2 separate regions of the Homo sapiens genome follow, and region 1 is linked to region 2. A link is a loop called in an ENCODE intact Hi-C map of the cell type or tissue named here. Cell type or tissue: testis. All regions are shown on one strand. Links, peaks and the distances in the headings refer to the core of each region. The heading gives the core; the rest is flanking DNA. Region 1 holds the start of LOC124907972 (a long non-coding RNA gene). Region 2 overlaps LANCL1-AS1 (LANCL1 antisense RNA 1).

Evidence for each region. A loop is a pair of places that touch in the nucleus more often than their neighbours do. Peaks named below come from ENCODE experiments on the same cell type or tissue, not always from the same donor. Only the 100,000 strongest peaks of a DNase experiment are listed, where the experiment ranks them.
Region 1: it touches region 2 in a loop (2.9-fold over the local background); 57 of 110 quality-filtered maps call a loop at or near these places.

Annotation. Positions count from the first base shown.
Region 1 is chr2:210,227,649-210,240,739 of GRCh38, reverse strand. LOC124907972 (a long non-coding RNA gene) reads right to left here and starts at 12,158. Exons shown (of 2, transcript XR_007088064.1): 1 at 11,651-12,158; 2 at 6,762-10,457. In testis, for the core only: a CTCF peak has its summit at 7,129; a DNase peak (open chromatin) is centred at 6,999; H3K27ac peaks cover 4,733 bases.
Region 2 is chr2:210,393,076-210,406,166 of GRCh38, reverse strand. The region is part of intron 1 of LANCL1-AS1 (LANCL1 antisense RNA 1); the gene reads right to left. Among named protein-coding and RNA genes, the nearest start is that of LANCL1-AS1, 75 kb to the right of the region's middle. In testis, for the core only: a CTCF peak has its summit at 6,495 (motif pointing right); no DNase peak of the experiment used is centred there.

The DNA of each region.
Region 1 (13,091 bases), core at 2,561-10,560, 170 kb after region 2:
ATGACCTTGGGGAATATACTAGTTTGCTAGAATCACTTTCTCAAAGTAGCACAAACAACAATAATTTACTGTCTCACCTCTGAAGACTAGAAGTCTAAGATCAAAATGTCAGCAGGATTGTTTCCATCTAAAAACTATGAGAGAGAACCTGTCCTATGGCTCTCACCTAGCTTCTGGTGGTTTTGCAGCAATGTTTCATGTTTCTTGGCTTGCAGAAGCACCACCTTCATCTCTGCCTTCACTTGGCATGCTCCCTTCATGTCCAAATTTCTCCTTTTTTATAAGAATATAAATCATATTGAATTAGGTCAAACACCAATAACCTTATCTTAACTTAGGTGATTACATATGCAAATACCTTATCTCCAAACACAGTCACAACCTGAGGTAATGGGGTTTAGCACATAAACATATTGGTTGGGCATGGTGGTTCACGCCTGTAATCCCAGCACTTAGGGAGGCTGAGGCAGGCGTATCATGAGGTCAGGAGTTTGAGAACAGCCTGGCCAACATGGTGAAACCCTGTCTCTACTAAAAATACAAAAATTAGCCGGGATGGTGGTGCACGCCTGTAATCCCAGCTACTCGGGAGGCTGAGGCTGGAGAATCACTTTAACCTCGGAGGCGGAGGTTGCAGTGAGCCGAGATCATGCCATTGCACTCCAGCCTGGGCAACAGAGTGAGACTACATCAAAAAAAGAAAAAAAAGAAAGGAAAGAAGGAAGGGAGGGAGGGAGGGAGGGAGGGAGAGAGGCAGAGAGAGAGAGAGAGAGAAAGAAAAAGAAAGAAAGAAAAGAAAGAAAAGACAAGAAAAGAAAAGAGAGAGAAAGGAAGGAAGAAAGAAGGAAAGAAAGAAAAAGAAAAAAGAAAGAAAGAAAGAAAGAAAGAAAGAAAGAAAGAAAGAAAGAAAGAAGAGAAGAGAAGGAAAGAAAGAAAGAAAAGAGAAAAAGAGAGGAAGGAAGGGAGAGAAAGAAGACATGAATTTTGGGGAACACAATTCAACTCAGAGGTGAGGGAGATATGTGTTAGGGAAAAATGAGAGGATATAGGCAAATTAAATTTAATTTAATTCTCAATTAAAGCATAGATGTATAAACTCGGACATTCTTGAAAAGATGTAAAGAGATTCTCATCTCTCTCATTTCAGGCAGAGGAACGGCTGAGGATCATGCCCAGGATTTGATTTCAAAGACATCAGTGCTCCAGAGAAAATTGAATTCTCAATCTTGGCAAGTTTGAGGGTTCACTAATTGGAAAGTACTGAGACCCTAAAACATAGGATGAGGACTTTGGTTTGAGACAATCAAGAATCTTGAATCTCAGGTCCTCCTAAATCCTCAGGGTCCGCAAAGGTGGCCCACTCCTCCCTGTTAAAGACTAGTACTCTCTAATGACTCAGGTGAAGAGGCTCTGTCTTGCAAAGCAATATGTACATCCTTCAAGATCTATTCTCATTCCCTCTCTTCTGGCCACAAGAACAATAACTCACGTTGTCACAATATAGTCTGGTAGAGGAAGTGCTGAGCCTACTAATATAGGAATAGAATTCTATCTCAAATGAGCCGCAGGAACTAGCCAACATGTACTGGCAGGAGGGATGAGAGTGGGTATGAGATTGGATCTTTACAGTGATGGACCAAGAAGAATTGAAAGTAAAGTTAAATAAAGAGAGGTAGGCCAGGTGTGGTGGCTCATGCCTATAATCCCAGCACTTTGGGAGGCCAAGGTGAGCAGATTACTTGAGGCCAGAAGTTCAAGACCAGCCTGGCCAACATGGCAAAAGCCTGTCTCTACTAAAATTACAAAAATTAGCCTGGCGTGGCAGTACACACCTGTAATCCCAGCTCCTCAGGAGGATGAAGCAAGGGAATTGCTTGAACCCAGGAGGCGGAGGTTGCAGTGAGCCAAGAGCATGCATTTCGGCCTGCTCACAGAGCAAGGCTCTGTCTCAAAAAAATAATAAATAAGGAGAGGTTGACAATATGGGAGCACTCTCCAATGATATAATATTTAACACCCTATAAAGGACTTCTGTAAATGGTGATATTATGCTGCAAGGATATTTTCAGACAGTGTGGAGAAAGCATTTGTCCACAGAAGTGAAATAGAAATACTAGAACTGACATGGCAGACAGCGGGAAAAGGAATCAAAAGACCCTTAGAAGCTGGCATGCTAAAATGGACATATTATGTAAGTCTGAAAAACCCAATAGAGGAGTATGTTGAAGGACACTCTGTCTACAAAAATAATAAATAAGGAGTTCTAAGAGAGGCATCAGCATCATTAAATTCATTGGTTTCTATCTCCCAGAGGCCAGGGTTGACAGCTATTACAGAGCTGAGCTCTTTCATAAGAATTGACATCATAGGCTCCTAGACTAATAGAGGCCAGATGGGGGTACTTACCGATGAGAAGCAAGATGAGCACAAATATTGTAATAATCAGTAAGGTTGAGGGATTAACCAGAGAGACCTGACCTGCAAAGAGAGAGACCTATGGAGATAATTAAAAGAACATAGCATAACTAGGAGCAAAACAGATGGGTAGCCAGCAAGGTATTGCTCAGCCTATAAAATCTAAACAAACCAAGACAGGATGATCAGGAGCTTGAGGGCAGTTGCTACAAAATAAAGTCACAGTGACCTCCTGCTCAATTTTCAGACGTGAGCTACTTTTCAGACCCAGAACCCTTTTCAGACTGAAGAGAAACTGGAGAAACAATCCTGAAACACCACAGCAAAAGTACACAATGATAGTTCCCTCATCTTCCCAAAAGGATCTATGGCCATTTACTCAGATGACAGAGAACTGTTAACATATATACTAGAAACCCAAAGTATTATCATGGCACCCATGACAGTGTGGTAATATATGGAATCCAGAAAATAAGTGGAGTCCTAGCCCAGATTTGCTTCACAGTGGATCCACTAGGTCCATGGACACACCACTGGTCATTCCCTAAATGTACAATGGAAACAGACATACATGGAATTTTTCAGAACTCTCACATTTGTATCTTGGCCTATGATATAAGAGCTGTTATAGTGGGTATATTAATTTTCTAGGGATACTGTAACAAAGTATCACAAATTGAGTAGCTAAATAAGAGAAATTTATTGTCTCACAGTTCTGGAGCCCAGAAGTCTGAAATAATATCAACAGGATTGGTTCCTTCTGAGGAACATGAGGGAAGAATCTGTTCCAAGCCTTCCTCCTTGGCCTGTAGTTGGCCATTTTTTTCCCTGTCGCTTCACATCATCTTCCTTCTATGTATGTCTGTCTCCAAATTTTCCCTTCTTATAAGGACACCAGTCATAGTGGATTATGAGTCTACTCTATTCTTAACTGATTGTATCTGAACAACACTCTTTCCAAATAAGAGTCAACAAAGGGGCCAGGAGCCAAGAAATGCAAGCAACTTCTAGAAAAGAAAAAGACAAGGAAATGGATACTTCCCTAGAGGATCCAAAAGGAACGCTTTGATTTTAGCCCAATGAAAGTGATTTCAGACAATAGAGTTGTCTGCATAAGTTCAATAATGGGTTTTTTAAAAACAGTTGGAGACATTATTTATTTTACCAAGGCTGAAACTAAAATAGCCTCTTTTTAGGTAAAGTTGCAGCAAAACTAACTCAAAAGGAGTCTTTATAGCCAATCAATTCTTGCTGCATTTTATGCAGACAATCAGGCAAGCATAATAAGCCTAAAACTCCCCTTGTACACAAGTTGGCCCTGCTATAATTTTCTCTTTAATAAAAAAAGGCAGCTAAATAAATTGTTTCAAGGGTAAAGTGTAACACTTAATACTAGATTTCGGTCTTTACTTTTTGAGTACAGATTAAATCATTATTTCTTGGCTACAATAATCCTCTAGAAAGTACCAGATTATAATTTTTCTTCATATTTTTAGTTGATGCCCTAATGGAATAGGTTCCTTTTCCAGACTCCCGACCTCCAGAACTGTAAGATAATAAATTAGTGTTCTTTTAAGACATCAAATATGTGGCAATTTGTTACAGCAGCAATAAGAAGTCGATACAGGAAGACAGAATTCTTAAGAGGTGAATGCAGTAAACTAGCGATTCTCAACTAGGACTCTGCCTTCCAGTCACTGATTCACAAAATCAGATGTGGGAGCAGGTATTTTAAAAATGTTCCTCAGGTGAATCCAATATTCACTCACAGTTGAATGAAAGCTTTCAGTAGGTAAATGAGAGATCAGAATTCAAAATTTCATGCAAGAAATAGGCCTTCTAAGCAAAAACTACATTTCATTACATCCTGGTAAGTATTTATAATTTTCTCAAGTTATTAAATCCCCCTACTAACTCAAACATTGTAACTAAATAGGTTGGGTACAAAGTCATAATTGCCAAAAGTACAATTTTGTGAATAGGTTTTTACCTTCTCACAAACTTACCACTTCATAAATTACAGATAGAGGCACTTTGCCAATATTCTTTAAGACTTTTCAGCATTTTACCTTCTGTACATGCCTAAAACTGTCACCAAATCTTTTTTGTATGTTTTTTGTTTGATATTTAATTAAGAAAACCAAAATCTCCATCTGCATAGGTCCCTCTACACTCTAATTTTGTATATCTCAAAATCCTTAGGAATCATCTGTCATTTCCGTAATGGCTCACTTGCCTGTTTGTATCCACTCATCAAATATTTTTGAGTATTTGGCACACATAAGACTCCCCTTGCACATCCTTTGTACTTGTGGGGATACACAGACAAATAAGAGATAGTCCCTACCATCAAGAAACTATTTCATCTGTGCTTCATTAGCAATGTGTAAATACCACTATAACTGTGACTTTTACATCAGCTTATAATGTCTATGCCTATTTCTCTCCCAAGACGGCAAGCTCTTGAGGGCAAAAACCAGATCATATTCATCTTTGTACCTGTAGAACTTGATAAATACGTGCTTCTGTGTGTGCCTGATTGACTGAATCAACCTGGATGGGGAATAAAGTAAACACAAAAAAAATTCACTCTGCAAATCAAATTTTTAAGATGATAATATGAAAAAAGTCACATTATATTCAGAGGATTTTACCAGATGCAGACGACAGATATGGCAAGGTCAAGGCCACATGGTCACCAAGCATTTCTTTCTCCTCCTGAGCATAAAGGAAGACAATATTTTTTAGACCCCTCACATCTAGATGGAGCCAAGGGAGTCCACGTGTGATCACATGATGAGTTACAGCCTATGGCACATACGTCAAAAGAGCATACGCCACTTCCAGGCCTGGCCACTAAAGTCCCCCTTTAGATTTTAGATCTGCTCACTCTTGCTTTCTTGGCATCAAGTCCAGGGGAAGACATTCTCTTTCCAGCCTCAGAATTGAGTTTATTTTCAGAGGACATGATTAACATGTACAGCTCTAAAATAATCACAGTGTGCAAGTCACAAACTTTCAGCTGGAAGAATATAGCAGCCCCATTATATCCGTTACCTTTTGCTGCAGCAGTGCTGCATAACCCAAAATCACAGAAGTTCAATGGCCTACGGTGATAAGCATTTATTGCTCACATGCCTAAGTCTGCTGAGATTTTGCTAGGAAGGCTCTGGTTCTTCTCATTGCCTTCTCACGGCGTGGCAGGAACACAAAAGAATAATCAGTAACATGCAAAGCTTCTTGAGGACTTGGTTCACTTTTGCCTAACTCTATTGGTCAAAGAAAATCAAATGTGTTGGAGAAATAAATTCCAACTTTATGGGAGGAACTCTGAAGGTATATACTAAAGAGTGTGGCACAGAGAAGGGTAAAGAACTGCAACTGTTGATGTAGTCTACCACATCCATGGGTAGAGTGGGAAGAGAATGTTTCTCCAAGGAAAAAGTGGCTGCAGTTAATAGAAAAAGTGGAAATAGGCTCTGTTTAGTAAGGCAACAGATGGCCACTTCTGACTGACAGACTTCAGGGAAAAGCAGGGTATCTGAAAATAGATGCTATATTACTTTCTCAGAGCTACTATAACAAATTACCATAAACTGGGGGTGGCTTAAAACAATAGAAATGTATTCGGTCACAGGTTGAGAGGCCAGAAATCTGAAATCAAAATGTCAACAGGGCAATGATTCCTCCACATTTTGCCTCTTTCAGCTTCTGATTATAACAAATTACCATAAACTAGGTGGCTTAAAACAATAGAAATTTATTCTGTCACAGGTTGAGAGGCCAGAGATCTGAAATCAAAGTGTCAGCAGGGCAATGATTCCTCCACATTTTGCCTCTTCTAGCTTCTGGTGGCCCCAGGCACTCCTTGGCTTGGGTATTGAAAGAAAAGCTTGGAAATATAATGTCCCCCACCACCCAATATGGTATGGCTTTGTGTCCCCACCAAAATCTTATCTCAAATTGTAATCCCCACATGTTGAGGGAGGGACCTGGTGGGAGATGATTGGATCATTGAGGGTGGTTTCCCCCATGCTGTTCTCGTGAGAGTAAGGAAGTTCTCACAAGATCTGATGGTTTTAAAAGTGGCAGTTTTTCCTCCACTCTTACTTCTCTCCCTCCTGCCGCCATGTAAGACGTGCCTTGCTTCCCCTTCACGTTCCACCATGATTGTAAGTTTCCTGAGGCCTCCCCAGCCATGTGGAACAGTGAGTCAATTAAACCTCTTTCCTTTATAAATTACCCAGTCTCAGGTATTTTTTTATAGCAGTGTGAAAATGGACTAATGCAACCCCCCAAACTGGGAAGGAGCCTAGAGACTATAGAATGACTTGGGCAAATCCAACTTGATGAGTAGGTGAGTTTATTAGGACTTAACATACAGGGCATTCCTAGGTGGTAGCAGGACAACTCTGGAGATTTGCCCCACACACCCCCTTACCCCACCCATCTTCAAGCTGCTTTTAAGCTAATTTTCTGGCTTTTCTTCTCTGTGTGTGATGAGTGTTTTTCTTGGTATGTCCCCAGGTACTCTCCCAAATGTTTGTGTTCTCAGGGAACACAGCACATGGTGTTCCTTGGCTGAGCACCATGACCTTGGCTCACCACCCAGTCTTCAGGGCTCAAGCAGTGGACATACACCCTTAAGTAACCTGGTGGAGAACCCGTCGCATTACACTTGGGGTTACAGACTCCAGTGTCTGTTACCATCTTCACATGGCTTTCTTCTCTGTGATTCTCCTCTTCTCTTCCTGTACAGACACTTTTTTATTCGATTTAGCATCTACCTGGTTAATCCAGGGTAAGATCTTTAACTTAATTTCATCTGTGAGACTCTTTTCCCAAATAAGGTCACATTTATAGGCACCAGGGTTAAGACTTGGACATATTTTTGGGGGGCCACAATTCAACACGCCATAAATGCTATTATAAAAAGTCAATAAAGGTAAAAGAAAAACTAACACAGAGTTTCTTTCTGGTAGTGGGAATGGACAGAAATGATGTCTGAAATATGTTAGAAGCAGAATCACTGGCATTTGGTGACTTCATGCAGAAGTGAGAGAAATTGGGCCAAGAATTCAAGCCTAAGTGGCATAAAGAAGAGTAGTACAATAACACTAACAGCTTAGGGAAGTTGCAGGGAAAACGGAGTAAGGGAAATGGTAAGTTGGCTTGAATATAGTGTAGATTGGTGAAGATGAAAAAAAATTGAAGTGGAAAGGAGACAAATTTATGATGATCATCTAGCTGATCCTAAAGTATCAAAAACTTGATTTTGAATTCAGAATTTTCAGAAGTCATATTTTGAATTTCATCTTGGGTCTGTATAGCCAACTGTTTATCATACACATCACTTTTATTCCAGGTAAATGGCTCTTGAAAGGACAGTTTCTAGAAAAATCCTTAGCCAGGTAAATGGCTCTTAAGAGTTTCTAGAAAAATCCTTAGTATTTTGTTTCTATTAGTAGGAACAATTATGCTCCCCCAGTACCATAATTACCTCAAAGTGTTCAATATCATGTAATGTCTTTGGGATAACAGTAAGAAAATAGTAAGTTAAATTCTGGGTTCATATCATGTTTATTTTGTAAGAGTCCAATTTCTTTTAAATGAGAAATTAGAGTATAGAGTCTACTGAGAATCTCTACTAACTAGAATATTTTATTAACCAGAACATCCCTATCTCATGACCATCAAGATAAGTGACAATCTGATACTGCCTTTCTAAAGGTAGATGCCTTTAGTTATGGACAGCCTCCTGCATTTCACAGACAGGACTCTGTGTAGTTACTTGCATCACAGATTTTCTTTTATCTCTTCTACAACCTCAATTATAGCCTGTTCATTTTATTTCTGCCCTCAAAACAGTGGAGTCAAGTTGCTTCTAGAGAACTTACCAGCACAACTAATCCAGAGAGATTTAAAAAAACACAGGCTCCTCACTGTGGGATGCACAAACAAGCTGAGACACTTACTAGCTATCTGATCTTAAGGGAAACCACTTATTGTTTCTGTGCCTCAATTTCTGCCCTTCATCTCTCACCAGATGTGTATACCAAACCCAGATGTCTTGCTAATTAGCAAAGTAAACATCAGAAATATATTTTCATTGGTAAAATTAGTGACTTGTTCAATAAGTTAATCATCAATCAGATCTCACTGGAATAATAAGTGGTATTCAAGATATACGATTAAACTCAAATATTTCAGAAATGCATCCCATGCTTGGCACCTCAAGCTTGATCCTCAAAGAATCCAGTGTCCATCCATTGGATTTCCGATGCTAACTATAAGAGTAATAGAATCTTGCCTCTGGAATATTGTTGAGCCAGCTTGAAGTCATTAGAGCACTAAAGAGGACAGAGAGCTAGGTTTTTATCTTATTCTATGAACTGTTGTATACTTGCTTACAAATACATGTTTAATACATGCCTATATAAGTGGCAGAATTTGGTCTGATATTTTTATTATAACCTATCATCAACTCAACGTGTGGGGAAACCGACAACCCCACTGATCTTAAGCTTTTCCACAGTTAGTGCTATTTGCCAAAAAGATAAGAATCTCAGGGTTGTATGTGGTCAAATAAGTTCCCTTCATAACACTCATTACTTTGAGAAAAACACTTGTTTGAATTAAATAAACATAATTAATTCCTACTTTCATAAATCCTAATGTAAGAGACCATGTATAGTACTCCCGAATAATAACAATTTTGAATGAAGAGCTAATATTTGCTGCTATATTATTAAGAGACTTTACTTGCCAGCAATGTAAATATATTGTGATCAAAGATTAGTATAAACAAGTAATATAAAGTATCTTGGCTTTTAAGAGCTAAGTAAAGAATGAAGATGTCAGAATTCACCCCTTGACTGCATTCCTATTCAAATTCGAAAATCTGGGGTCACAAGAATGAGGCATGAATTTAATAAAACAATTAGTTTTTCACCACTAACCCCAGGGACCAGGAAAATTATCCTCTGTAGTAGTAAGAAATTCAAAGGTATAGTTAAGAAATATAAACCTTATTTTTCTCCACTGTAATTCAATTATCAAACTCTAAGGATGTTTCTAGTATAGCTCTAATTTTGCAATAGTGCACTAGGAGAAAGCCAATCTGTAAAGCAAGTTTCTATGTCATTGGAACAGATCAAGGTCCAAAGTGTCTCTCTCTCTCTCTTTCTCTCTAATGTTCTTGTTTAATGGAATGCACTTTCAAATGTAATTTATGCCTTGCTTTATGGATCACAAAGATATTTTGTTAAATATGCCAGATGATAAATACTTACAAATTGTTTATCAACTCTTATACCATCACCCCAAGAAGAAAATGAGCTAAGATTTTCTTTAGCAGCAAAGGTGATTATCTCATCCAGAAGTAGCTGGGTGAAAATTCACAAAGCAAATGTTATTGACTGCCTATCAGTCTCTGAGTATGAAAACTATTTCCCTCTGAGTAATCAAAGAAAATCCCTGAGATTTCTTGCTGCTCTTTTCTGTCTTCCAGATAGGCCTAGTGGTGGGGGTTGGGAGGAGGTGGGATTTGCCCTCAATCTGTAGACTCCACCCAATCTGAGGCATGGATTGAGGCAACCAGCCAGCAGAGTCCAGGAAGCTGGCATAACCAGGCCTAACCAGGAAGGATGCAGTGTCTCTTCTGGCTTCTGCAATCTTTGGATCTGACCTCTTTTATGAAGTTTGCCCTGGGATGGCAGGACTAACCCTCGCATCACAGCAGGAGCTCCCAAGAGATATTTTTTACCAATCCTTCTCTTTTCATGCTCGTACCCAGTACCAAAGTCTCTCATGTTTTCTTTCCTTCTTTTGCTCTTAAGAATCCCAAAATCCCTGGGGCCAGGAAGGCCTTGGGCTTGGATCTTCAGGCAGAAGTGGGCTGTTTTCACAATAACCTGTCACAAAACAATGAAGTCTTTCTCACCCACTCAATATTTCCAAGCTCCAGCTCCAATCCCAGACCATGTGTTCTGAAAATTCCATCTTGAAAGAGAGGTAGTTGATGCATACAAGGTTTTATCCACCTAAAATATAAGAAGGAAAAAAATATTAAGGATAATAGTGTTTGTTATGAGTGGGGTGTTTTACAAACATTTCTTTTATCCTTACAACAATCTTGTGAGGTATTGCCATTTCTCAGTTGAGAAATCTGAGATCTGAGATAAGCAACTTGTTCAGGATTATACTAATATTATCTGGTTGATTGAGCCCATTTACTCTCCCCACCTCCACCCCCACCCCAAAATTCCCTTCCTCACTCTCTCTCTGTCTTTTCCTCCGTGTTTCCAACTCTCATTTTCTAGATCAAAGTTCAAAATAATGAAAACAGTGGGTAATTAGCTTGTGAATAGATACAGGCTTAGCTCCATTGCACTCTAAGCACCTGATTTATATTTATGTGCTTTTGTCCGTCTCCACAGACAAGTTCCACAGGTTTAAAAAATATGCTGTGTTTGAGACCAGCCTGGCCAACATGGTGAAACTCCGTCTCTACTTAAAAAAATACAAAAATTAGCCAGGTGTGGTGGCAGGCACCTACAACCCCAGCTACTTGGGAGGCTGAGGCAATGGAGAATCGCTTCAACCGGGAGGGTGGTGGTTGCAGTGAGCCAAGATGGTGCCACTTCACTCCAGCCTGAGCGAAAGAGCGAAACTCCGTCTAGAAAAAAGGGGGGGCTTTGTTCATTTCTGTTTATAATATCTGGAAGATCGCCTGGCATGTAGGCATGTATAAGGCTTTCAATAAATACTTGTTGAATGAATTAACGGACAAGCAGATGAGTGAAATAGAAAAGTCTACAAATAGACCTAAATACATAAGGGAATGCAAATGATAGAGTTCATATTTTAAATCAGCAGAAAACATGGATTATTGCAATGAACTGAATGTTTATGTCCCCCTGAAAATTCATATGTTGAGAAACCCTAACTCCCAATGATACAGAAGGGCTGGACTCCTGGGTAAACCCCACCCTTAAGCTTGAAACCTCAACCCTAAGTGAAGACAACTGACCCTGTTTTTCTGCCCAAATGTTGCCTTTTTGGCTTGCCCCTGCCTCTATCTTATGCCCATGAAAGACTTCAGCTGGCATGGCAACACAAGCAGCTGAGCATCAGTGATATAAGTGGCTGAGCGTCAATAATACAAGTGGCTGAGGAGCAAATAGAGAAACAACTGAGTGTCAGAGACTACAGGTAGACATGACTAACTTCAGACCTTGTGGCTTCAGAGAGGGGACCAGCTGAAGATGGCTGGGCTTCAGGGAGTGATCATCTTTCCATCCCCTTTCCAGTTTCCCTTTCCACTGAGAGCCGGCACCGCTCAATAAAGTCTTCCATATTCATCACCTTTCAAACAGTTCATGTGACCTGATTCTTCCTGGATGCTGGGCAAGAACCCAGGTGCCGAGAGGGCAGGGGCTGCCACCCTGACCCTCCACTAAGCTGGTTGGCACTTGGCCATCCTGGATGCAGAGCTGAAAGAGCATTGGTTGAATACACTTGAACACCACTACAGGGTTCGCACGGAGCCTGCTCCCACCAGAGAGGAATGCCCAGCGGATTCCAGCATTCAGTTCACTCAAGTTTCCACACTTGGTTGCTTGCATACTCTCTCCCACAAGGAGTGGCCAGCGATGGGTTGAATGAAACGAGCCACTCCAGTTCCTGCCTGCAAAGGGGGTCAAGAGCACTGTCCCGTCTCATCAAGGGTATTAAAAGGTGGAGTTGGCCAGGCGCAGTGGCTCACACCAGCAATCCCAGCACTTTGGGAGACCTAGGTGGGCGGATCACCCGAGGTCGGGAGTTCAAGACCAGCCTGACCAACATGGAGAAACCCAGTGTCTACTAAAAATACAAAATTAGCTGGGCGTGGTGGCGCATGCCTGTAATCCCAGCTACGCCAGAGGTTGTGGCAGAAGAATCTCTTGAACCCAGGAGGTGGAGGTTGCGCAGAGCAGATGCTTCTTTCTCTTGATTGAAAGAAAGGAAGGATGGGCATGTAGATATATTTGAGAGAGGAGATGGGAAGTTGAAGAAGTTTGCAGCAAATTGAGATAAGCACAGGATGGCTAGTTTTGAAAGAAAATAAATAAAGCTCTTGAATTAAAAATGTGATTCATGGCCCACATAGTTTTAGTTCATAAGCTGACACTCAACAATATTAACATTAAATTATAGATTAATTTGACTAAATATTTTCCCTTTGATAAAGACACCTATCACCCAAGGAATGTACTTTACAGAAGTAATAACTTTCAGTTTCATGTGGAGTTTAAGCAAATACATTCAGGTTTCTATGGAAATAATGTTAAACCTATGTACTCAAATAAAGCTAAAAGTGTTGTGTTTTGTTTTTTTCTGTTTGTTTGTTTCTGAGACAGGGTCTCACTCTGTCACCCAGGCTGGACTGCAATGGCGCAATCTCGGCTCACAGCAGCCTTGACCTCCTGGGCTCAGGTGATCTTTGCACCTCAGCCTCCTGAGTAGCGGGGACTGCAGGCATAGGCCACCAAGCCTGGCTAATTTTTGGTAGATATAGGGTTTTGCCATGTTTCCCAGAGCCTGGCCTAGAACTTCTGGACTCAAGCAATCCACCTGCTTTGGCCTCCCAAAGTATTGGGATTACAGGAGTGAGCCACCGTGTCTGGCCTTAAAAG
Region 2 (13,091 bases), core at 2,084-10,083:
CAACGCAAGGAAGCTAAGAACCTCAAAAAAAAAGTTAGATGAATTGCAAACTAGAATAACCAGTTTAAAGAATGTAAATGACCTGATGGAGCTGAAAAACACAGCACGAGAACTTTGTAAAGCATACACAAGTATCAATAGCCAAATCAATCAAGAGGAAGAAAGGATATCAGAGATTGAAGATGAACTTAATGATATAAAGTGAGAAGATTAGAAAAAAAAAAAGAATGAAAAGGAACAAACAAACCCTTCAAGAAATATCAGACTATGTGAAAAGACAAAATCCACATTTGATTGGTGTACCTGACAGTGATGGGGATAATGAAACCAAGTTGGAAAACACTCTTCAGGATATTATCCAGGAGAACTTCCCCAACCTAGCAAGATGGGCCAACATTCAAATTTTAAAAATACAGAGAACACCACAAAGATACTACTCGAGAAGAGCAATCCCAAGACACATAATTGTCAGATCCACCAAGGTTGAAATGAAGGAAAAAATGTTAAGGGCAGCCAGAGAGAAAGGTCAGGTTACCCACAAAGGGAAGCCCATCAGACTAACATCAGGTCTCTCGGCTGAAACCCTACAAGCCAGAAGGGAGTGGGGGCCAATATTCAACATTCTTAAAAGAATTTTCAACACAGAATTTCATATCCAGCCAAACTAGGCTTCATAAGCAAAGGAGAAATAAAATCCTTTACAGACAAGCAAATGCTGAGAGATTTTGTCACCACCAGGCCTGCATTACAAGAGCTCCTGAAGGAAGCACTAAATATGGAAAGGAACAACCAGTAACGGCTACTGCAAAAACATGCCAAATTGTAAAGACCATCAATGCTATGAAGAAACAGCATCAGAAACGGAAAAAATAACCAGCTACCATCATAATGATAGGATCAAATTCACACATAACAATATTAACTTTAATTGTAAATGGGCTAAATGCCCCAATTAGAAGACACAGACTGGCAAATTGGAAAAAGAGTCAAGACCCATCGGTGTGCTGTATTCAGGAGACATATCTCATGTGCAAAGACACACATAGGTTCAAAATAAAGGGATGGAGGAATATTTACCAAGCAAATGGAAACCAAAAAAAAGCAAAAAGCAGGGGTTGTAATCCTAGTCTCTGAAAAAACAGATTTTAAACCAACAAAGATCAAAAGAGACAAAGAACGGCATTACATAATGGTAAAGGGATCAATGCAACAAGAAGAGCTAATATATATATATATATATATATATATATATATATATATATATATATAACAAGAAATAAATATAGTTATATATGTATAGTTATTTCTTGTTAACTATATATAGTTATTTCTTGTTTATATATATATATATATTAGCTCTTCTTGTTGCATATATATATATATATATATATATTCTTAGAGACCTGCAAAGAGACTTAGACTCCCACACAATAATAGTGAGAGACTTTAACACCCCACTGTCAACATTAGACAGATCAACGAGACAGAAAATTAACATGAATATTTAGGACTTGAACTGAGCTCTGGACCAAGCAGATCTAATAGACATCTACAGAACTCTCCACCCCAAATCAACAGCCTATACATTCTTCTCAGCGCCTCATTGCACTTATTCTAAACTTGACCACATAGATTGAAGTAAAACACTCCTCAGCAAATGCAATCAAATGGATATCATAACAAACAGTCTCTCAGACCACAGTGCAATCAAATTAGAACTCAGGATTAAGAAATTCACTCAAAACCACACAACTACAAGGAAACTGAACAATCTGCTCCTAAGTGACTACTGGGTAAATAACAAAATTAAGACAGAAATAAAGATGTTCTTTGAAACCAAAAAGAACAAAGATACAATGTACTAGAATCTCTGGGACATATTTAAAGCAGTGTGTAGAGGGAAATTTATAGCACTAAATGCCCACAAAAGAAAGCAGGAAATATCTAAAATTGACACACTAACATCACAATTAAAACAACTAGAGAAGCAAGAACAAACAAATTCAAAAGCCAGCAGAAGACAAGAAATAACTAAGATCAGAGCAGAACTGAAGGAGATAGAGACACAAAAACCCTACAAAAAAAATCAATGAATCCGGGAGCTGGTTTTTTGAAAAGATCAACAAAATAGATAGACCACTAGCAAGACTAATAAGAAAAGAGAGAAGAATCAAATAGACACACTGAAAAATGAAAAAGGGGATATCACCATTGATCACACAGAAATATAAACTACCATCAGAGAATACTATAAACACCTCTATGCAAATAAACTAAAAAATCTAGAAGAAATGGAAAATTCCTGAACACATACACCCTCCTAAGTCTAAACCAGGAAGAAGTCGAATCCCTGAATAAACCAATAACAAGTTCTGAAACTGAAGCAGTAATTAACACCCTACCAACCAAAAAAAGTCCAGGACCTGACGGATTCACAGCCGACTTCTACCAGAGGTACAAAGAGGAGCTGGTACTATTCCTTCTGAAACTATTCCAAACAATAGAAAAAGAGGGACTCTTCCCTAACTCATTTTATGAGGCCAGCATCATCCTCATACCAAAACCTGGCAGAGACACAACAAAAAAAGAAAATGTCAGGCCAATATCCCTGAGGAACATCGATGAAAAAATTCTCAATAAAATACTGGCAAACCAAATCCAGCAGCACATCAAAAAGCTTATCCACCATGATTACGTTGGCTTCATATCTGGGATGCAAGGCTGGTTCAATACACACAAATCAATAAATGTAATCCATCACATACAGAGAACCAATGACAAAAACCACATGATTATCTCAATAGATGCAGAAAAGGCCTTCGACAAAATTCAATGCTCCTTCATGCTAATAAACAGAGTATTCGAATAGGAAGAGAGGAAGTCAAATTGTCTCTGTTTGCAGATGACATGATTTTATATTTAGAAAACCCCACCATCTCAGCCCAACATCTCCTTAAGCTGATAAGCAAATTCAGCAAAGTCTCAGGACACAAAATCAATGTGCAAAAATCACAAGCACCCTTATGCATCAATAACAGACGAACAGAGAGCCAAATTATGAGTGAACTCCCATTCACAATTGTTACAAAGAGAATAAAATACCTAGGAATACAACTTACAAGGGATGTGAAGGACCTCTTCAAGGAGAACTACAAATCACTGCTCAAGGAAATAAGAGAGGACACAAACAAATGGAAAAACATCCCATGCTCAAGGATAGGAAGAATCAATATCATGAAAATGGCCATACTGCCCAAAGTAATTTCTAGAGTCAATGCTATCCCCATCAAGCTACCATTGACTTTCTTCACAGAATTAGAAAAAACTACTTTAAACTTCATATGGAAATGAAAAAGAGCCCACATAGCCAAGACAATCCTAAGCAAAAAGAACAAAGCTGGAGGTTTCATGATACCTGACTTCAAACAATACTACAAGGCTACAGTAACCAAAACACCATGATACTGGTACCAAAAGAGATATATAGACTACTAGAACAGAACAGAGGCCTCAGAAATAACACCATACATCTACAACCATCTGATCTTTGACAAACCTGACAAAAACAAGCAATGGGGAAAGGACTTCCTATTTAATAAATGGTGTTGGGATAACTGGCCAGCCATATGCAGAAAACTGAAACTGGACCCCTTCCATACACCTTATAGAAAAATTAACTCAAGATAGATTAAAGACTTAAATGTAAGACCTAAAATCATACAAATCCTAAAAGAAAACCTAGGCAATACCATTCAGGACATAGGCATGGGCAAAGACTTCATGTCTAAAACACCAAAATCAATGGCAACAAAAGCCAAAATTGACAAATGGGATCTAATTAAAGTAAAGAGCTTCTGCACAGCAGAAGAAACTATCATCAGAGTGAACAGGCAACCTACAGACTGGGAGAAATTTTTTGCAATCTATCTATCTGACAAAAGGGCTAATACCCAGAATCTACAAGGAACTTCAACAAATTCACAAGAGAAAAACAACCCCATCAAAAAGTGGGTGAAGGCTATGAAGAGACACTTTTCAGAAGAAGACATTTATGTAGTCAAGAAAAAAACATATGGAAAAAAGCTCATCATCACTGGTCATTAGAAAAATGCAAATCAAAACCTCAGTGAGATACCATCTCACACCAATTAGAAGCTATTTATAAACTAGTGTAAAACACAGATTCCAATGTATCGTGTATCAAATTGCAATCATTAAAAACTCAGGAAACAACAGATGCTGGAGAGGATGTGGAGAAATAGAAACGCTTTTACACTGTTGGTGGGAGTGTAAATTAGTTCAACCATTGTGGAAGACAGTGTGGCGATTCCTCAAGGATCTGGAACAAGAAATACCGTTTGACCCAGCAATCCCATTACTGGGTATATACCCAAAGGATTATAAATCATTCTACTATAGACACATGCACACGTATGTTTATTGCAGTACTATTCACAATAGCAAAGACTTGGAACTAACTCAAATGTCTATCAATGATGGACTGGATAAGGAAAATGTGGCACATACAAACCATGGAATACTATGCAGCCAATGGAAAGGATGAGTTCACATCCTTTGCAGGGACATGGATGAAGCTGGAAACTATCATTCTCAGCAAACTAACACAAGAACAGAAAACCAAACAGCACATGTTCTCACTCATAATTGGGAGCTGAACAATGAGAACATATGGACACAGAGAGGGGAGCATCACCGGGGACACAGAGAGGGGAACAATGAGAACATATGGACACCGGGGCCTGTCAAGAGGTGAGGGTCTAGGGGAGGGATAGCATTAGGAGAAATACCTAATGTAGGTGACAGGTTGATAGGTGCAGAAAATCACTAAGACACGTGTATACCTATGTAAAAAAACTGCACGTTCTGCTCATGTACCCCAGAACTTAAAGTATAATAAAAAATAAATAAATAAAAGTGGATTTTAAGCTATTTATAAACCAGGGTAAAACACAGATTCCAATGTATCATGTATCAAATACTAGCATCTTAGGTAACTTCAATGCTTTAACTTGAGTTAAAATAAGATTTTAAAATAAGAAAATAATATTACTTTGAATAACAGGAGTTGCTTTCACATTTTATTGAGGCATACTAGAAGACCTTCTGTAGGTTTGGCTTTGATGGATTTTCTTCTGTTTCCTTAAAAAAGCCAAATTCATCATCTTTTCTATTTCCCACTCCTCTATGTTGTCCCTTCATCTGAACTTCCTAAGACAATTAATAGTATTACCAAATACCTGGGTGTTCAAGGCAAAAAAAGTTGCATATTATCTCAGACCATTGGTTTTCAAAATGCAGTGTGGAACAGCAACATAAATTTTTATTACCGAGAACTTGACAGAAATGCACATTCTAGGGTCCAATCAAGACCTGCTAAGTCAAAAACTCTGGAGGCAGGGAATAGCAATATGCCTTAACAAATCCTCCAAGTGATTGTGATGTTGGTCAAGTTTGAAAACCACTGTTTCAATATCAATCATCCCTTTATTCCAATTCGATCTATAGTCAGTCAATCAGTCATACTTCTGTTCTTTTGCTCATGACTTCTCCTCTCCGTAACTGTAGTACACCCTCCCTTTGAGAGCATGCACATCCCAACCCCTTTTCTGCTCAGCTTCTGTCTTAGCTCAATTAAAAGGCAATTAAAAGATCATCATAATCTCTCCCCACGTTACCTCAAGTACATTAAAAGTGCATGTACATTTCACTTTAATTTTTCTATTAAAATTTTAATAAATTTTTAAAAGATTGTTATGCTTTTTCTTTTGACAATATTTGGCTACAAATATTGTTTAATGGTTTTAATAATTGGCTGTGATTTTTTAGAACTCATCACACATAACCAGGAATTCCTGAGAAGTGAAGGTGTCTAACCTAAAATTCATGAATACTCAGTTTTAAAAATAGAGAAGTTAACATTATATTTTCTATAGACATTTAATTTGAAATTTGGTAATCTTAATTTTCTGTTGTTGTGTTGCATTTTAGAATACACACCCATATTTATAGGCCCATGAAAAATTCCTATGCCCAAATAACTATGTCTGTATTGCTTAACAGACAAAATGATCCTGCTCTGGTTTGTTCCCTGCACAAAGATGTTCTGGGAACAATGGGTACAGGACCATCCACTGTGATGCTGACAGAAGGCAGCTTGGAGAGAACACTCGCGAAAATATCTGTTTATATATACAGTATGTCTTCCCCACCAGACCCTCCACTCCTTTCAAGAAAGGACCCTGTTATCTACACCAGACCCTCTGAGTATATGCAGTGTGTAATGCTTATGGGTGCACAGAAAATGTGTGTTAAACCACCAAATTGAAATAACAATTTCACCAGCTAGAGAAATGGACTTAGAAATGTTTACTTAGATGTATTACATATAAGTTAATGATGCTATGTTTAACTTAGTTTTACTTTCTATTTTGTTTAATATAGCTTTGCTTCCTACTCAATAGTAACTACCTAGTTATTAAATCTGTCTAATTATTAAGGCAGATTTTTGTCCAGCAGATGTCAGTATAGCTCAGTTTAATAATTTCAATAGTTAATAAAGTTGAAAAACTAATGGAGATGATAGGAGAGAAAAATATTTGCACCCAGAATGGCATTTCTTTGTTGACATTTGAGGAAATTGTGTCTGAATAAAAAAATCCACATAACCATTCAAGCATATTGGAAACGCTGGAAGTACTGATTTCATAGCAAACATGGTGTTAATGCAAAATTTCTTCCACTTTAAAGTTCAAAGTGGTTTAAACTAGATGTCAGGTTATTGTTAGCTATAACCAAAATCAAAGGATGAGAGACAGTGCAAGGCTGTGTGTATATATATATATGAATGTGCAAATGTGAGTTCTGTTGCTGATTAAGACTGTTTTCTGAAAATAACTTTATTTCACTTTGCCAATTATTTACATCTCTTCTTTCTCTAAAGTAATATTAACCACCCCTCTATACCTTTTAAAATACAAAAGCTTTTCCATGGCTTTGAATTTAAAAGGAGAGAGAGCAAAGTAAAAGGAAGCCCAGTTTTTTTTAATTGAAGGAAAATTCACATAAAATCCACCAAGCCCAAAGTGTTTTGAAAGAGACTCAAGCCATCACACTGGCAAAGTATTATAATTAACATTATCTATTATGATTAGGCTTTTCCTAGCTCTGAATAATATCTAATTTTCTTATACCTAATAAAAATTAGATATTTCCAGTAAGCTTTAAAAGGCATGTTTTTATGTAGAAGTTGTCCTGAAATCAGGCCTTGTAACTTTTGGCCTCTGAATCTCTCTCCAGGCTCATATCTCCCTTCAGCCACCACTGTTCTCCTCTCTGCAGTCCAAACACACTTTCATTTCAGTTTCTTGATGACAGACACGTGAATTCCCACCAAAGGACCTTGGTAGTTGTTGCATAGAGGCCTCTCAGGGCCGCTGCAGAGACGGGATGTAGGTATGCATAGAAGGTGGACCAAGAGTCTTTCAAGGCTTCCCACCACAGTCTAACTAGGGGAGATCAATTTTAATCAAGTGGCTATAGTGGTAGCTATTCCCACCTGTATTCTTATTCCAGCCAAAAGTAAATAAAATGGCTCTTTTGATGCTCAATCTTCCCCAGCACACATGAACAATCTGAGACTCAGAGCTCTGTCAAATCTTTTTCATATTCTCCTTCACTTTTTCCCACCCACAGTCCCATCAAGCCTCAGATTGCCCTAAGAATCCCTGATGTACCATTCATGATGGATAGCCACTTATATAAAAATCACCTTCCTCTGCAGCAGCCCATTTACTGTACTTTTAAATTACCATATCTTAATTGGGAGAAAGGAAGTTTAGATTCTCAGCAATATTAGAGGATAAAAAAAGATAAGAAGCAACTGACTTTTATTAATAACTTTGTTGGAAAGCAGCAAGGCAACATCTGGAATACTTATTACCCACTTGGCATGCTGTTCATCTCCCTGGGTAAGATTCAACATGACAAGCCCTGTCAAAAGGAAATAAGCTCCATCTAGCTAAATTAGAATGATTAGGGTCATTTAGACAGAGGAAGTTTAATTTGTATGAATCTAGAAATTTTATACAAACTGGAATACCTAAGTATTTAATCTCCCCTGAAGTTCAATTTAAAATTGAAAGAGACTATTGCACAGATCCATAATGAGATGAGACATATTAGAAATTAATTTAACTATTACCGTACTGCGAGCATGTGGCCCAAGAAATCAAAGACTATTTCACTTGCAGTTTGTACATAATAGGAGAAAATGTTCTGCTATAATTCATTAATCATTGTTTTATTTTATGAACTCCTTAAATGGACACTTGAGTATCCAAAGTAAACTTGATATTTTTTCTATTGCTTTTTAAAAATTCTCCTACAAAACTATGTTATGCAGTGAACGTCAACAGAGTTCAATCCTAACCTTACCTTCTACAGTGGAGGTTCTTCACCTTTCTGGTGTCATGGACCACTTCAAGATCCCCTTAAAAGATATGGATCCACTCTCAGAATAATGTTTTAAATATATAAAATAGCACACATAGGATTCTGTGTTAAATATGTAAACAACACTTATAGAGAAAGCAACTGATTTTGAAATACAGATATCAAAATATTTCAAAATGTGTGATATAATAGTGTATGTGCTCCTTTATTAGCACATCTAATAACTATTGTAATTTTGAAATAATTGTAAGCAGAAATAACTGCTATAATACAGTATAAAAATATAGATGATTTCTATCAATGACAAAAAGTTATCAGGTACCCCCAATACAATTGTATTTGTTGCCTATATCAGTAATTAATTGAAGGAAATACTTCAGTTATAACTTGGTGAAAATTAATATGTGATTGTTTTCCATCCATGTTCATAGGCCACCAAATCTTTTCAATGACCATCAAGAGTTGGTTAAGAACCCTGGTTCTAGATTTCAGTTGATGGGTATGATGTAATTAAGAAGACTAAGGATGGTCACTATAATAGCTGACATCTGTTGACAGTAAATAATACTGTCTACAGACTACAAATGGGGATTGGCAATTCTTCAGGTAGACCAATTAACAGCCCACACAGAAAAGAAGACTTAATTACCAGTCTGGATCACAGCAGAACTGCCAAATCTGTTTCACTTGATGCCATGTTGCCAGACCACTAGGCCATCCTAAACTTGTGTGAGAATCCTGATTCAAATTACCTGGTTTCAATAAGTGATCAGAGTTCCTAAATCTTTTAGCTAATTCCATATCTTAAGATAATCTCTTATTTAAAATAAACTTTCACCTGTAATATAACAGTAATAGATCTTGAAGTGTTCTTGGAAACTCTTTATTACCTCCTTTAGTGTAAAGATCATAATACCTTCCTTGAAAATGTTGTGTTTCTCTCAACATTTATTCAGTGCCTATTCTAGACTGGGTGCTGTGAGGACTGAGAGCTGGAGAACCAAGACTAAAGAAGAACTTGGAACTGTCCTGCTTCTAGAGAACTCAAGAACTACTGGGTGAATGAGTAAATTACTAAATCCAACACCAAGTTGTAATTTTCATAGTAAGCTATGTATCAAGTACTATTGGGCCCCAGAGGAATAACAAGCCTTCTCAAGTTGGAAGAATAGGAAAGAGGGGAGCCAGAATAGTAATCTGCAAAATGTAGAAAAACGTAGGAGACAAAGATGAACAGGCAGAACTGTTGGGAAATTACTATATGCAGAGGTCATGCAAGACATGAAAAAGAACAGCATGTTTGAGAAAAAAAGTAGAGAGATGGGAGGTACAAAGACCTAGTTGTTAAAAGGTCTTAAGTTTCTCGTTAAGCTGTTTGGACATTATCTTGTTGGTCAGTAGTTACCTGAAGCAGCATCATCAGCATCACGTGGAAACTTGCAGGAAGTACACATTCTCAGACTACATCCCAGACCTACTAGCATGGAAATCTGGCAGTGGACCCTAGCAAGCTATATTTTAATAGCCCTCCAGATGATTCTCTTACACAAAAAGTTTGAGAACCACCACTATTAATATGAGAGAACTATATCGCCAATGATAGGCTCAGAAAAACCATCAAAATGTAGAAAAACCATCCTCTTCTAGCTTTAGGAGTAAGCAATGAGGTTGGATCTGCAAATGGAATGATTATTTATGCATCCATGTGGAAGATGAGTTGAAGGAAAGAGAGAATGAAATCAGGAAGACCATCAGGAGGCTGTGACATGGGCCAGGGAAGGACCAAAACCAGTGAAGTGGCAGTGAAGATGAGCAGAGGGGACAGACTTGTGAGAGGATTCACAGATGCAGCCAGTTAGACATGGGAAATAAGGGAAGAGAAATGTCAGAAATAACTTCTTTCTTGAGCAATGTCCTTGAAAAGCTTGCTTGAATGTCCTGGAGGCTTATGCCTGGCCTTTGATAATGTGGCCAGAACTCATATTCAAGGTTCCTTTACAATTTCAGTTTAGAAAAAGTATACACAGACCCGCTCCTAGTGAATGATAATGCATATATTTATTAGTTTCAGGAAATAAACCATTGAAGGCCCAGAACTTTAGGAAAAAAGAGAAGAACACACCAATCACGAAGACCTAATATCAGGCTTCCTGGAAAACTGATTGATTCCAGAGCTGGGGAAGGGAAAATATAAGATGAGCTTAGAACACTTTTGGTGCCACAAAGTAAAGAAATGCTCAAAAAAAGGATGAAGGCATGTTGAAATGATAACAGGAGCCAGCCTAAAGTAGCTTTGAAAGACCGAAGTTGAAACAATTTAGCAAGAAAATAAGTAATGATATTGGATTATGAGCTAGGAGTACAACATCATTTCTGTAGTATTTGTGCCAAAAATGCATAGCCTCGATCTATTCATAAGAAAACATAAGACAACAGAAATTGATAAATATTCTACAAAATACTTAAGCAGGATTTTTTTTTTTTTTTTTTTTTAAGACAGCGTGCAATGGCGCCATCTCGGCTCATTGCTAGGTTGGGACTGAGGTTAGAGGAACATTCCTTCATTCCTTCAGGGCTGGAGAATCTCCTCCAGGCAGGTATGTGTTCAGAACACTCGAGGCCTGAAGACTTTTGCATTGACTGCAGTGTGTCACCATTTCACAGCAACTCCAGGCTGAAACCAAATCCACTATTAGTTCATCCTCCACCAATCTGGAGGCAAGTAGCTGGGATTACAGGTGCCCGCCACCACACCCAGCTAATTTTTGTATTTTTAGTAGAGACGGGGTTTTGCCATGTTGGCTGGGCTGGTCTCGAACTCTTGATCTCAGGTGATCTGCCTGCCTCAGCCTACCAAAGTGCTGGGATTACAGGTGTGAGCCACTGTGCCCAGCCTGCAGGACTCTTTAAAAGTGTCATGGTCGGCTGGGCGTGGTGGCTCATGCCTGTAATCCCAGGTGGGCTGATCATGAGGTCAGTATATCGAGATCATCCTGGCTAACACGATGAAACCCTGTCTCTACTAAAAATACAAAAAAAAATCCGGGCGTGGTGGCACATGCCAGTAGTCCCAGCTACTCGGGAGGCTGAGACAGGGGAATCGCTTGAACCCGGGAGGCGGAGATTGCAGTGAGCCGAGACTGCACCACTGCAGTGGATGACAGAGCGAGACTCTGTCTCAAAGAAAATAAAAGTGTCAAGGTCATGAAAGTTGAGGGGAGATTGAGGGACTTACAAATAGGAAGAGACTGAGGAGACATGACTACTGAATGCAGTGTGGGATCCTGATTTGGATCCTGAAACAGAAATGGATTCATGGTGAAAATTTGGTTAAAAACCTGGTAAGATTTGAATAAAGTCTGTAATTTAGTTAATGGTATTCTAAGAATGCTTATTTCCTGGTATCAACAAATGTACATTGTAAGGTGTTAACATAAGGGGAAGGTGAGTGAAGTATGGGCACTTTACGTAACATTTTTGCAACTTTTCTGTAGGTCTAAGTTTAATTCACAATAAAATTTTAAATAAAAAAAGTGTTTCCATTTGAATCCTTTTGCTAGTAGAACTGTTTCACGTGGATAAACAATACCAAGTAGCTATTTTCTTGTAGGTCTAATGGCTGTAAGTCACTGTAATTTACTTGGGTATGCAAACCATGTCTTATATGTCTTGAATCCCTAAAGAATTTAGTCAGAGGCAGATTTATGTGAAGCTTCATAAACCTTAACTTTCAGGGCTGTTCACTTGCACAGGCCCCACTTAGTGTGGCACATTGCTGGAAGCTACAGAATATTCTGTCTAGGTAAGGAGGGGAAGCCAGGTTTCAATCAAAAGCATTTCTATGTAAACAATTCAGATAAATTACTTAAAGGGAGCTCAGAAAAAAAAGAGACTTGAATCTCTAAGACTCTGGTAACTTGCTGTGATTTCTTTTCTCATTCTAGAAATATTCACTCTTAAATATTCACTTCATACCTAATTTTTTATATAGATAGATAGATATAGGTATAGTAAAGAGGGCCCTCTGAATCAAGAGATTCTGGCCCAACAAACCTGGATAAGCTTCTAAGCTTCTGTACCTAGCATAGGTGTTCCATAAACATTTCAATTAAGTTACTTGAAAAATCATCTACACATCTGTAAAATGGAGTTCATAATATTGGCCAGTCACTAAACAGCAGAATTGGAAGTGCTAATTTTGGGAATTTTTTATAATAATTATCTATACATCATTTTCAACTTTTAAAGGTATTTTTACACTTATACTCATAGCATGTTAGTATTTTCAAGATCCTTAGAGATCTTCCAGACGTTTTCTGTGTGCAAATGAATGAATAGTCAGTCCCAGAGAGGTTGAGTAATTCATAATTCAAGGACACACAACTAGTGGTGAGATTGATTGAGGACTGGGGCACAGGCATATTGATTTTGAAGACGGTTAGAGAAGGGTTATCAGAATTTCTATATGTTGCCTGAACACAAAGACTTCAAAGTTTTTCTCCTACTGATAATTCCTATCCCAGACCGCAGAACAGCATAAGATAGCTTTGTCCCTCTTGGCACCCTCCACAGCAACATAGTGCAATTTTAAGAGACAATTATTCCATATTAAACTAGCC